Linked DNA regions of Homo sapiens: regions 2 and 3 are each linked to region 1. The links are chromatin contacts, found by Hi-C in ENCODE. All regions are on one chromosome and are shown on one strand. The core of a region is the stretch at or near the end of the contact, and the rest is flanking DNA. Distances in the headings are between cores, read along the strand shown. Region 1 has its middle 39 kb from the start of ARHGEF4. Region 2 holds the start of LINC02572 (long intergenic non-protein coding RNA 2572). Region 3 holds the start of SMPD4 (sphingomyelin phosphodiesterase 4).

Region 1 (3,436 bases), core at 274-2,773:
CCTGCTCTCCAGAAGTGTGACAGCTCATGGGCATGGGTGGGAACAGTGTAAGCCCCACATCCAGATGAAAGGAAGGAGGACTGCTAGAAGAGCAGTTCCCCATAGAGATGGCCCATCGATTCCTGCAGCATGTCCTGCTGGAACCTCCGCTGGCTCCCATTCCCTCAGTCTCTGAATTGGTCTACCCTTTCTTCCAAGTCCTTCCCTCCAGGGCCCAGGCCCATCTCTCCATTGTGTAGGCCAGTGGTTCTCACACTTAACAAAAGCACCAGAAGAATATATGACAGAGGCTGTATGCAGTGACTCAACACCATTGCAGTCCCACCCCAGAGCGTGGGGAGAGCCAGGCTGCAGGGTGCAAAGCCCCAGGCCACTTCCTGCTGACTGTGGCTGCCAGACCACTCAAAGCCCTCGGCCTTCCACAGCCTTCTCCTCTGTCACCTCTGCAGGTGTGCTTGCCTCTGTCCCCCTCCCACTCTGCATTCCTGAGCTCTGCAGGGCCCTGTATCCTCTTACAAGGGAGTCATGCATGGGAAATAGACCCTTCCAGCCTCCAGGGCCCTGAGAGCCATGCGTTTTCTTTCTTTCTTTTCTTTTTTTCTTTCTTTTTTTTTTTTTTTTTTTTTTTTTGAGACGGAGTCTCGCTCTGTCACCCAGGCTGGAGTGCAATGGCACTATCTTGGCTCACTGTAAGCTCCGCCTCCCGGGTTCACGCCATTCTCCTGCCTCAGCCTTCCGAGTAGCTGGGACTACAGGCGCCCGCCACCACGCCCGGCTAATTTTTTTGTATTTTTTAGTAGAAACGGGGTTTCACCATGTTAGCCAGGATGGTCTCGATTTCCTGACCTCGTGACCCTCCCGTCTCGGCCTCCCAAAGTGCTGGGATTACAGGCGTGAGCCACTGCACTTGGCCCATTTTCATTGATTAACTGTCTGCTGGGGACCCTGGCTAGACCCGACTCTGGGGGCTTTTTCTTTCTTTTTCCTTTTTCCAGACAGAGTTTTGCTCTTGTCGCCCAGGCTGGAGTGCAGTGGCTCGATCTCGGCTCACTGCAACCTCCGCCTCCCGAGTTCACGCGATTCTCCTGTCTCAGCCTCCGGAGTAGCTGGGATTACAGGCGCACGCCACCACACCCAGCAAATTTTCGTATTTTTAGTAGAGACGGGGTTTCACCATGTTGGCCAGGCTGGTCTCGAACTCCTGACCTCAGGTGATCTGCCTGCCTCAGCCTCCCAAAGTGCTTGGATTACGGGCTTGAGCCACCGCGCGGGGCCTCTTTGGGGGCTTTTCATAAGGGTGTGTAGAATGTCAGTAAGAGGCTGCTTCTTCAGAGCCCTCTTCGTGCTACATAAGCCGGGCAGGGTGGATAGAAGTGGGTCTCTTGCTGCCTGTGGCCCTGAAACCCAGCCACGGGGCGGGGCCTGACTTCTTAGCGCAGTCCCCCTGCCGCGTGGAGGACCCTGCTCTCCGGCCCAGCATAGAGCGACTCCCTCCTGCCAGCAGGGGGCGCGCGGAGCTGTCTCTCCGGAGGCTCCCGGCGGCTCAGTCTCGGAACCCGCAGCCGGGAGCGCAGGGCGGGCCACACAGGGCGCCAGCACCTCCCACGAGCTCCGCGGGCCTCGCATCCGGAAGACGCCCCGGCTGACCGCGCGAATGGCTCGCGCTGCCGCGGACACCCGCCTGCCAGGGACGGGGCCTCTCTCCTGGGCCGTTTCATCTCACCGAGAGCGAGATCCGCTTTCCTAGAGGCTGGGAGGACCAGGCCCGGGCACAGGACTGGCTTCGCACCACTGGCCCCGCAGTCGGGTCCCCGGGGACGCGCCACGGGTCACTGCTGCCTGCTAAAGCGACACAAGGCGCCTTCATTCCTCAGGCCGAGGCGGCCGAACGCCTTGGCTCTGGCCGACAGTGAGCACCCACTGCGAGTCCGCACACACTGCAGCGCCCCCGGGCACGCCCCGCAGTCCGCCCAGCGTCCCCCGGGGCGGGGCACAGCCAGAGGACGGCCCGAGAGCCCTGCTGTCCCCGTCAGCGCCGCAGGAGGGCGCGACTTCCCCGCTGGGCCGAGGCCTTTGCCGGGCCCTCTACTGTACGCCGGTCCTAGGGCTGGGACCGCCGTCCTGGACCGACCTCAGCCCACTGTTCTGCGGAGGCCGCGTGTTGGGCGACAGCAGCCACCCAGCCCGGAAGCAGCCGTTCCGAGCGCAGGGGCGCCAAGAGCCCCGCGCCCCGCCTGTGCGCCGGCCCTGAGACTTGGAACGATGGTGCAGGCAGGAGGGGTCACCGGTAGGGATGCCACTGGAGGGACTGGGCCGTCCACACGGACCAGCTGACACACTAAGTGCTGGGTACACAGCAGGACAATGGCAAGGGCTGCTCAGACTGCGTTTTTAAAATCGCCTCACCACGAAAGACAGAAAGTAGGGAAGGGTACCTTGCTGTGGCCAAGGCCGCCCTCGCTGAGTCAGCTGGCATTCCCACGACTCCACGAGTCCCCAAAGGGCTTGTCAGAGCCCAGCGGCACCCTCGCCCTGGAAGTGCCCTGCGTCCTCCTCAAGAGCCTTATTTGGGACAGAGATCAGATCAACCGCGCCACCACCCTCCCACCCACCTTCCACATGTGATAGGGTCGCAGGAATGGGGAGCCTCGCAGAGGCGCGGCGGCAGCTCTCGCCTGCCAGTGACAGCCCACCTCCCACTTTAAAACAGGACGTTCCGAGTCCTGGTTCCACATGTTCAAAAGGCCGTGGCATGGGGGAGTGGGCCTACACCTGAGCTTTGGCTGCGAAAACACTCATTTCAAGGATAGCTGCTAGGCGCTGCCTTCCCCCATCCCCCTGCTGTTGGCCCCCATCCAAGCATCTCCAGCCTCTGCCAGGCCCTGCCCCCTTCCCCGCCCTCTATGGCCCTGAAGTGGGAGCCGGCTCAGGGCTGCAGGCTGCCTGCTCAGCGCCGGCACTCGCAGGCCCATCCCTGCTGTGAGCAAACAGACCAGTAGCATCCCTGAGACAGAGATGGACACCACTCCTGGGTAGGAGGGCAGGCTATGGACATCCGTTGCTGGAAAAGCTGGGAAGAGGGCTGGCAGTGGAGACGCTTCAGGTGCACCGTGTGGACAGACAAGGTTGCAAGTGATGCTGGTCCTCAAGGTATCAGGTGTGAGTCATCCCAAAAGGACCCTGCCTAAGAGGGTGGCCTGTCAAGAGGAGCCTTCTGGGGGCACAGCAGGGCCAGGAGTTGAGACATAGGAGGTTGCCCAGAAAGTGTGGGATGCAGCTTAGGCAAAGTGCAGAGGGTGAGCCCCATATCTCCCAAAAGAAGACCACAGATGCCCTAGCCTCTCTCCCCCACGCCCTGTCAGGGCCACCATGAGGGATGACCCTCTGTAGCCACAGGGTTGAAACTGCTGAAAATCAAACACAAGTCCTCACCATG
Region 2 (3,436 bases), core at 384-2,883, 920 kb before region 1:
CTTGGTTCCTCTGCTGAAGGTATAGAAAAGAAAGCTCAACATAAGTCTATTACTAAAATTAGTTAGGTCACACAATAGGAGGCTAAGAGGTTGAGTACTACAACTGTCAGACATACCAAAAATATATTTCTATCAGATTTTGTAAAAATATGTAAGCAAGCTAAACTTCTTTGTCAGTTTCCCTTCCTTTTTCATAGGTAATATAGGAAGACTATTACAAGGCAAATGTCCTTTCTTTATGATTCTCTTTCTAGTTCTCTAATTACAGGTTCAATTCCCCGTATTTGAGCTAGGGAGAGGATATAGCTTTACACATGACCATAATTTTTCTTTGGTGTAAGCTACGACAGTAGGGTCAATCAAATGATAGACTTAATGAGTCAATGTGTTTAAGAAAGACTTCAGCAAACAAGGCCTCTTGTCTGACCGAAGATGGCTACACATCCTCCAATTTGCCCAGTGGAAAGGCTCACTCAAGGTGTCCCATCCTTGTCACCAAACTTGTGGGGGCAGAAAGGAAACCAACACCCAAAGGAACATGCCAATTCAAAAAATAGAGAATGATTAGATAATTCTATTATTTAGAAAAAACCTGAATGCATTCAGGTAGTCAGCAAGTGTCTACACAGCTATGGTAGATTTTTAGCTCTATTGTTATGGAATTAAAGCTACAGTTACTATCCCTCATTCCGTTTTTAGTAAACAGCCAGAAGCTATTCAATTTGCATCAGTAGTTACGTTGAGTTTACCCTGATGGCCTGATTTTTATAATTCTTTATCAGGCTTACCCTGATGTTCTGCTATTATCATTCGTTACCACTACCTCCTGTAACCGCCCAAAAGTGTCCCCACACACACGAGGGCATGTTCAGTTTCCCACACTCCACCTCAACAACTGGCACCAGAATCGGCCCAGTTGCTCAAGCCAAAATCTCAGGAGTCATCCTGGTTTTCTCTCTTGCCACCCTGTGGCCCCACATCCAATCCATCAGCAAAAAACAGCTGGGAGCTGGAAAGGCAAGACTCTCTTCCTGTGAGTCCTTCACACCGCCTGCACCTGTCTAAGCCACCATTCCACTCCCTTTCCCACCTACAGCCTGGTGATATCTCCCTTCTCCTCTGCCTTCCCTCTTTGCAGCTCAATCTTTCTTTCCCTAGGTTATCAATTGTATAATAAAGATTATAAAATCACTCTATCCCAATAAATATAGCTTCTATCAGTCTTAATGACTGAAGCACCGCAGAATTCTCGGTTTGGAAGGGGGTTTTGCTGCTTAAAAAGTTTCAAAATCACTGCCAGAGGGAACCAGCAGCCCTTTTGTTGATAGCAGAGCCAGCTCCTCTCGCACGTGAATAAACAACCATAAATGAGACACGGCACATTTGAGCAGTCTTTTAAAATCATTTAAGCTTTAAAAATTATTTAAGACACGTTTGTTTTAAAAAAGCAATTCAAATCAAGCATTTGCAACATACCTACGATACCTCTATGGAGACTTAGCATCTACAAGACCCAGTTTGACAACTGCCAGCGCCAGGGAATAAGTGAAGTTTCTCAGCCCAAGTCACACAAGGCCCTAGCCAACCCACCTCTGCCTGCTCCCTGGGGCTCTCCTCTACCCCAGCCCTCTCTCCCTAAAGCCAGCGAGAGGCTCCGCGATTGTCCCCCCCAAATCCTTTCCCCCTTTTCGGGAATAGCAAGCGAGTCCAAGAGATGAGGTCACGTGATGCCGTCCGACCAATCTGGTGTGAGCAGAGGCCCCCATTCTTCCGGGGAGAGGGGCGGGGGCGGGGCCGGGCCGGGAGCGGAAGGAGCAGGGGTGGACAGAACAGCCTGGGGAGGGGGCGGGGACAGGGCGAAGCAGGGAGGGGAGGGGGCGGGAACAGGGCCAGGTGGGGCGGGCGCGCGTGTGGGGGGGCGGGCGCGCGTGTCGGGGGCGGGCGCGCGTGTGGGGGGGCGGGCGCGCGTGTCGGGGGGCGGGCGCGGGGGCGGGCACAGCAGGCGCAGGGTCTTTCCCACATGCTGGGCTGCAGAGTGAGGAAAACCCATCCCGGAGGAAGCTGGCGGTTAGGCTGGCTGAAGGCATTCTGCATGATGAACACAACAGTTCTCAAAAAAGTAATGATGTCATACCAGAGCAGCAGGAGGGGGTGGTCTGTGACCATGTATGCTTGATAAATTCTGGATTTAAGCAAAGTAGGCCGGCTTCTTTGTCAATAGACGTATTGGGTTATTCCCGGGGGGGCTGCAGCCGGAGCACCTCCCACTCCTTCGCAGGGGTTATTTCTGAAGACCCCCTCTTGGAGGAGCTCTGCTAGGGCCCTGCGTGCACCTGCTGCCCTGGCATCCTGGCCAGCAGCTCCGCCAGGCTCTAGTGTGTATGGCCTGGGCTACCTCCCGGTACTGTCGCCGCAGGCCTTGGGACCCGTTCCCGCCGCGAGGCTCCCGAGGTAGCCCCGGCCTCCGGTTCTTCTCAGATAGCCCCGTCGTCCAGCCCCAGAAGCGGGCACTAATGCCTTCCCTGAACGCTGAAAGTTGTTGAATGGATATGGACAATGATTAGAATCATGTAGAAAACATTAAGTGATGGTCAGTATGTTCTGTTTGGGAAATACTGAAATGTGCAACACAAGCTAGAAATAACAACATGCAGAACAGCACAACTTTGTAAGACCCGCGCTGAAGGAGGCAGCATTTGTGTGAGAGCGCCCGGCGCTGCCCAGAAGAGCTGGAACGCCCAAGGAAGGCCGCTGCTCAGCGCAGGACCCCTGGGCTCCCGGAAACGGGATAGCGTTGCTTATCTTTAAGGTAGGCTTGGGAAATACCTTGTTTCTCCGTAGTTTTGTGGGTGTATATACAGATACTCCTTGACTTACCATGGGGGTTACATCCCAGTAAACCCATCGTAAGTTGAAAATACCATAGTCAAAGATGCATTTAATACACTTGACCTACCAAACATCATAGCTTAGTGTAGCCTGCTTTTAACGTGCTCAGAGTTAGGCAAAATCCTACTTTATAGTTAAGTGTTGAATATCTCATGTCATTTATTGAATACTGTACTGAGAGTGAAAAAGAGAATGGTTGTGTGGGTACTCAAAGTAGAGTTTATATTGAGTGTGTATCACTATCACACCAGTAAGAAGTCAAAACATCATACGTCGAACCATCCTAAATTGGAAATTTGTGTGTGTGTCTGTGTGTGTGTGTGTGTGTGTGTGTGTGTGGTTTTTAACCGATAGGCAAGAGACACTTCCTAATGGCCTGTTTAATGACTCCAAATTACCTTGCGTCTCTTCATTGAGAAGGTGATTTAGTTTTCCCTAGGTGGTGAGGCACTATTTAAAAATTAATTTAAGCAACAACTCCAATAAACATGGGTTCATCTTTCAGTCTCTTATTAATCATATTCCAGAAAGAATTGAAGTTCTCTAC
Region 3 (3,436 bases), core at 427-2,926, 620 kb before region 1:
TACAGACGTGAGTCACCATGCCCGGCCGCTTTTTCTTTTTTCTCCTTTTTTTTTTTTTGAGATGGTCTCGCTCTGTCGCCCAGAGTGGAGTGCAGTGGCGCGATCTGGGCTCACTGCAAGCTCCGCCTCCCGGGTTCACGCCATTCTCCTGCCTCAGCCTCCCTAGTAGCTGGGATTACAGGCGCCCGCCACCACGCCCGGCTAATTGTTTTTTGTATTTTTAGTAGACAGGGTTTCACGTGTTAGCCAGGATGGTCTCGATCTCCTGACCTCGTGATCCGCCCGCCTCAGCCTCCCAAAGTGCTAGGATTACAAGCGTGAGCCACTGCGCCCGGCCAGCTTTCTCTTTTTCTTTTTTCAGACGGAGTCTCGCTCTGGGCTCTGTCGCACAGGCTGGAGTGCAGTGGCGCGATCTCAGCTCACTGCAACCTCCGCCTCGCGGGTGCAAGCAATTCTCTTACTCAGCCTCCCAAGTGGCTGGGATTACAGGCGCCCGCTACCACGCCCGGCTAATTTTTGTATTTTTTACTAGAGACGAGGTTTCACCATCTTGGCCAGGCTGGTCTTGAACTCCTGACCTCGTGATCCACCCGCCTGGGCCTCCCAAAGTGCTGGGATTACAGGCGTGAGTCACCGCTCCCGGCCTCAATTCTTAACCTAGCTATCAACTGCAGTGTTAAAGAAAAACGCCTCAGTCCTAAGGCACTTGGTCAAGAAAACGCTGCACTACTACAAAATGATCAAAGCAGCATTAAACTGTGGACTGTTCGGTAAGTGCGGAGCTCTAGAGACGATGAAGGGGAGAGCATCTCTGCTCAGAAGAAGCTTTCATGGGCAGCGACTGAAAGAATGAGGCCCAGAGGAATTTCTAGGAAATTTCCAAGAAAGGAAATTCAAACCCGAGAATTCCCAAGAGGTGTCTCCCACACCCCTGTTATCTGACTCTGCCATGGCCACCCTCCCCCGTCACAGGTCTCTGCGTGCCATGCACCTAGAGTCCACTTCATGGCGACTCTCCAACACCTATTTTCTCCAGGAGCTGCTTCGGACCCCGTTTGTTTTTTGTTTTGTTTTGTTTTTCTGACAGCGACAGCCCTTGGGCAACGCTAATCATTCCAAGCAAATTCTGTCATGCCAAGACCTCCCTTAACAGCACGCGCCCACTTGTTCCCAACTCTCCTGCCAATTGGGCTTCGGGAGCCTCCAAAACCAAGGCTCGGAGATGTGGAGCACACAGGGGAAGGGTCGAGCTGGGACCCACACCCGGCTCTTACACCCACACCGCCTGTTGAGCCCAAGGCTCAACTTCAACACAAAGCTCTCCTTCCCTCAATTCCTTCAACGAAGGTTAACCTTCAGCGAACACCTACCGGACCGGGACAGAGTGTACGAGCCGCGCGGGAAGGTGGCACAAAGGCATGGCCCAGAGGGGTGGCAGAAGACTCAACCGGGGCCCTCCACTCCCCAGCCTGCCCTGCCTGGGCAGAGCCGGCTGGCCGGCCCGAGTCCTGGGGCTCGCGGAGGAACGGAGATGGCCTCCGCAGGGGCTCGGGGAAGCCCCCAGGGCGCCGGACCGTCTCAGGCGCGCATCCCGCGCCACTCACCTGTGGGATCCATAGCGTCGCTCGCCTCAGAGATGGAAGCCGCCATTCCGCCACGGCGCCGAAAGTCGTCATCAAGCTGCGCGCAGAGCCACGCCCCGCGGCCGGGCGGGAAAAGCGCTTCCACCTCTTTGGGCCGTTACCTCAAAAGGCGCGTGCGCAAAGCGAAGGCCGGCCGGGCGGGGAAGAGAAATGGCGAGGCAGGAGTGCGGGGGAGGGAGTGGTCCTTAGCTGAATGCGCCTGCGTTGTGGCGGCCTCCGGCGCCCCAAGGTACTTTCTCCCCAGCAAGGAATCCGCGTGCGCGTAAGCAGTATTGTTGATTAGTGCCCCCCCCTTCCCCCCGCCCGCCCCGAAAAGCGACCCCTAGTGGTGCACCGGTGCGGACCAGAAAATTGCACGCTTTCTTGAAAGAGGCATTTACCGAGCGCCCAATGTATGCCTGGCACTGGGCTGGGTGCTGCCACCTAAGCGAGCACGACCAATGCAGTCTATCAGGGAGGCCCAGATCGCCAAGCAGCGGACCCCTGCGGTCCGCCATGCCACTCCCGGCTCCTAGAGCGCCGCTCAGCACACCGTGAGCGCCCAATAACTGTTGGGCTTCAATGACGCCGCGGAGGCGGCCCCGTCCCCGCGCTCCCGCCCCTCCCGCCAGGGCAGCCCGGGAGGCCAGACGTTGACGCTGCAGGGAGAGGGTGGTGGGCGCAGCCGCTAGGGGGCGCGGCGGGGCGGAGCGCACCTTTCCGCGGGCCGCGGGGATGGCGGCGCAGGGCGTAGGGCCTGGGCCGGGGTCGGCGGCGCCCCCGGGGCTGGAGGCGGCCCGGCAGAAGCTGGCGCTGCGGCGGAAGAAGGTGCTGAGCACCGAGGAGATGGAGCTGTACGAGCTGGCGCAGGCGGCGGGCGGCGCTATCGACCCCGACGTGTTCAAGTGAGCGGGGCGGGTGGGGGCCGCATGCTAGCCAGACACCCCCCGACCTCTGCTTTCCGGGTACGCCCGGCCCGCTGGTCGGGAGGAGCCCCCGCCCCCGTCCTTGTCGGGTCTTCAGGGAGGTGGCCGCGCCGGGCGGAGAGGGCTCACCGGCCCCGCGTCTGTCCCCGCCAGGATCCTGGTGGACCTGCTGAAGCTGAACGTGGCCCCCCTCGCCGTCTTCCAGATGCTCAAGTCCATGTGTGCCGGGCAGAGGCTAGCGAGCGAGCCCCAGGACCCTGCGGCCGTGTCTCTGCCCACGTCGAGCGTGCCCGAGACCCGAGGTCAGAGCTGGGCCCGCTGTCCCTGCCCCAGTGGCGGGGGTGGCGGGCGGGGAGGGGGCAGGCGCGGCACAGCGGCGGCGTGGCCCTGAGTGGCCAGGCCTGTCTGTCGGTCTAGGCCCAGCACCTGCAGGGCCCATCCGTGGGCTCTGCTCCTGGGCTTCGCTGCCAGCCTTAGGAGGCACGTCCAGGTCAGGTGGACGCAGAGTGCGTACCCCAGGGTGGTCCAGGCTGGGTAGGGCTCCTCCGCTTAGCTCCCCTCCACCTCTTCACTCAGGCCTTCATCCTACAACGTCGGGAATCAAGACAGTTTGGGGCTGGGCGCCCTGGCTCACGCCTATAATCTTTGGGACCCCAGGGCGGGAGGATCGTTTGAGGCCATGAGTTTTAGACCACTCTGGGTGACAGGGTGAGATCCTGTCTCTAAATGTTTTTCAAAAGACAGTCTCGATCTCTGTCCTGTGGTATACAGCATCCAGGGAAGTGCCCAGGGACCAGGGCAGGCAGAGGTCTTCCTGCCTTTACCCCACCTGGGCCCAGTTCCTGCGCAGGGGCTTGGCCAGTCCTGGTCAGCTTTCCCTCTGATGAC

The links. A loop is a pair of places that touch in the nucleus more often than their neighbours do. Pooled maps may share reads with other maps.
Region 2: a map of CD8-positive, alpha-beta T cell shows a loop between it and region 1 (15-fold over the local background). The contact joins the promoter of LINC02572 here to the enhancer-like site in region 1. A Hi-C loop is called at or near these places in 2 of 168 maps with a recorded cell type or tissue (CD8-positive, alpha-beta T cell and naive thymus-derived CD4-positive, alpha-beta T cell) and 10 of 50 pooled maps.
Region 3: a loop to region 1 is called in a map of CD8-positive, alpha-beta T cell, with 5 times the contacts of the local background. The contact joins the promoter of SMPD4 here to the enhancer-like site in region 1. A Hi-C loop is called at or near these places in 5 of 168 maps with a recorded cell type or tissue (CD4-positive, alpha-beta T cell, CD4-positive, alpha-beta memory T cell, CD8-positive, alpha-beta T cell and 1 more) and 11 of 50 pooled maps.

What each region holds. Positions count from the first base shown.
Region 1 is chr2:130,796,113-130,799,548 of GRCh38, forward strand. No RefSeq gene overlaps it. Among named protein-coding and RNA genes, the nearest start is that of ARHGEF4, 39 kb to the right of the region's middle. RefSeq lists silencers at 1,433-1,582, 1,893-2,142. Within about 2 kb of position 1,524, at least 36 of the 41 ENCODE cell types and tissues checked have a DNase peak (open chromatin) inside an H3K27ac peak, as active enhancers do; they include CD8-positive, alpha-beta T cell, where a contact is called at or near this core.
Region 2 is chr2:129,875,858-129,879,293 of GRCh38, forward strand. It overlaps LINC02572 (long intergenic non-protein coding RNA 2572), which reads right to left and starts at 1,634. Exons shown (of 6, transcript NR_149127.1): 1 at 1,591-1,634. LOC105373616 (a long non-coding RNA gene) reads left to right here and starts at 2,022. Exons shown (of 3, transcript XR_923328.3): 1 at 2,022-2,809. RefSeq lists enhancers at 1,579-1,873, 1,894-2,450, 2,451-3,006.
Region 3 is chr2:130,179,926-130,183,361 of GRCh38, forward strand. SMPD4 (sphingomyelin phosphodiesterase 4) reads right to left here and starts at 1,677. Exons shown (of 20, transcript NM_017951.5): 1 at 1,605-1,677. It overlaps MZT2B (mitotic spindle organizing protein 2B), which reads left to right and starts at 2,337. Exons shown (of 3, transcript NM_025029.5): 1 at 2,337-2,527; 2 at 2,702-2,850. The coding sequence starts at 2,358. RefSeq lists enhancers at 589-1,385, 3,286-3,436 and silencers at 1,433-1,572, 2,083-2,592.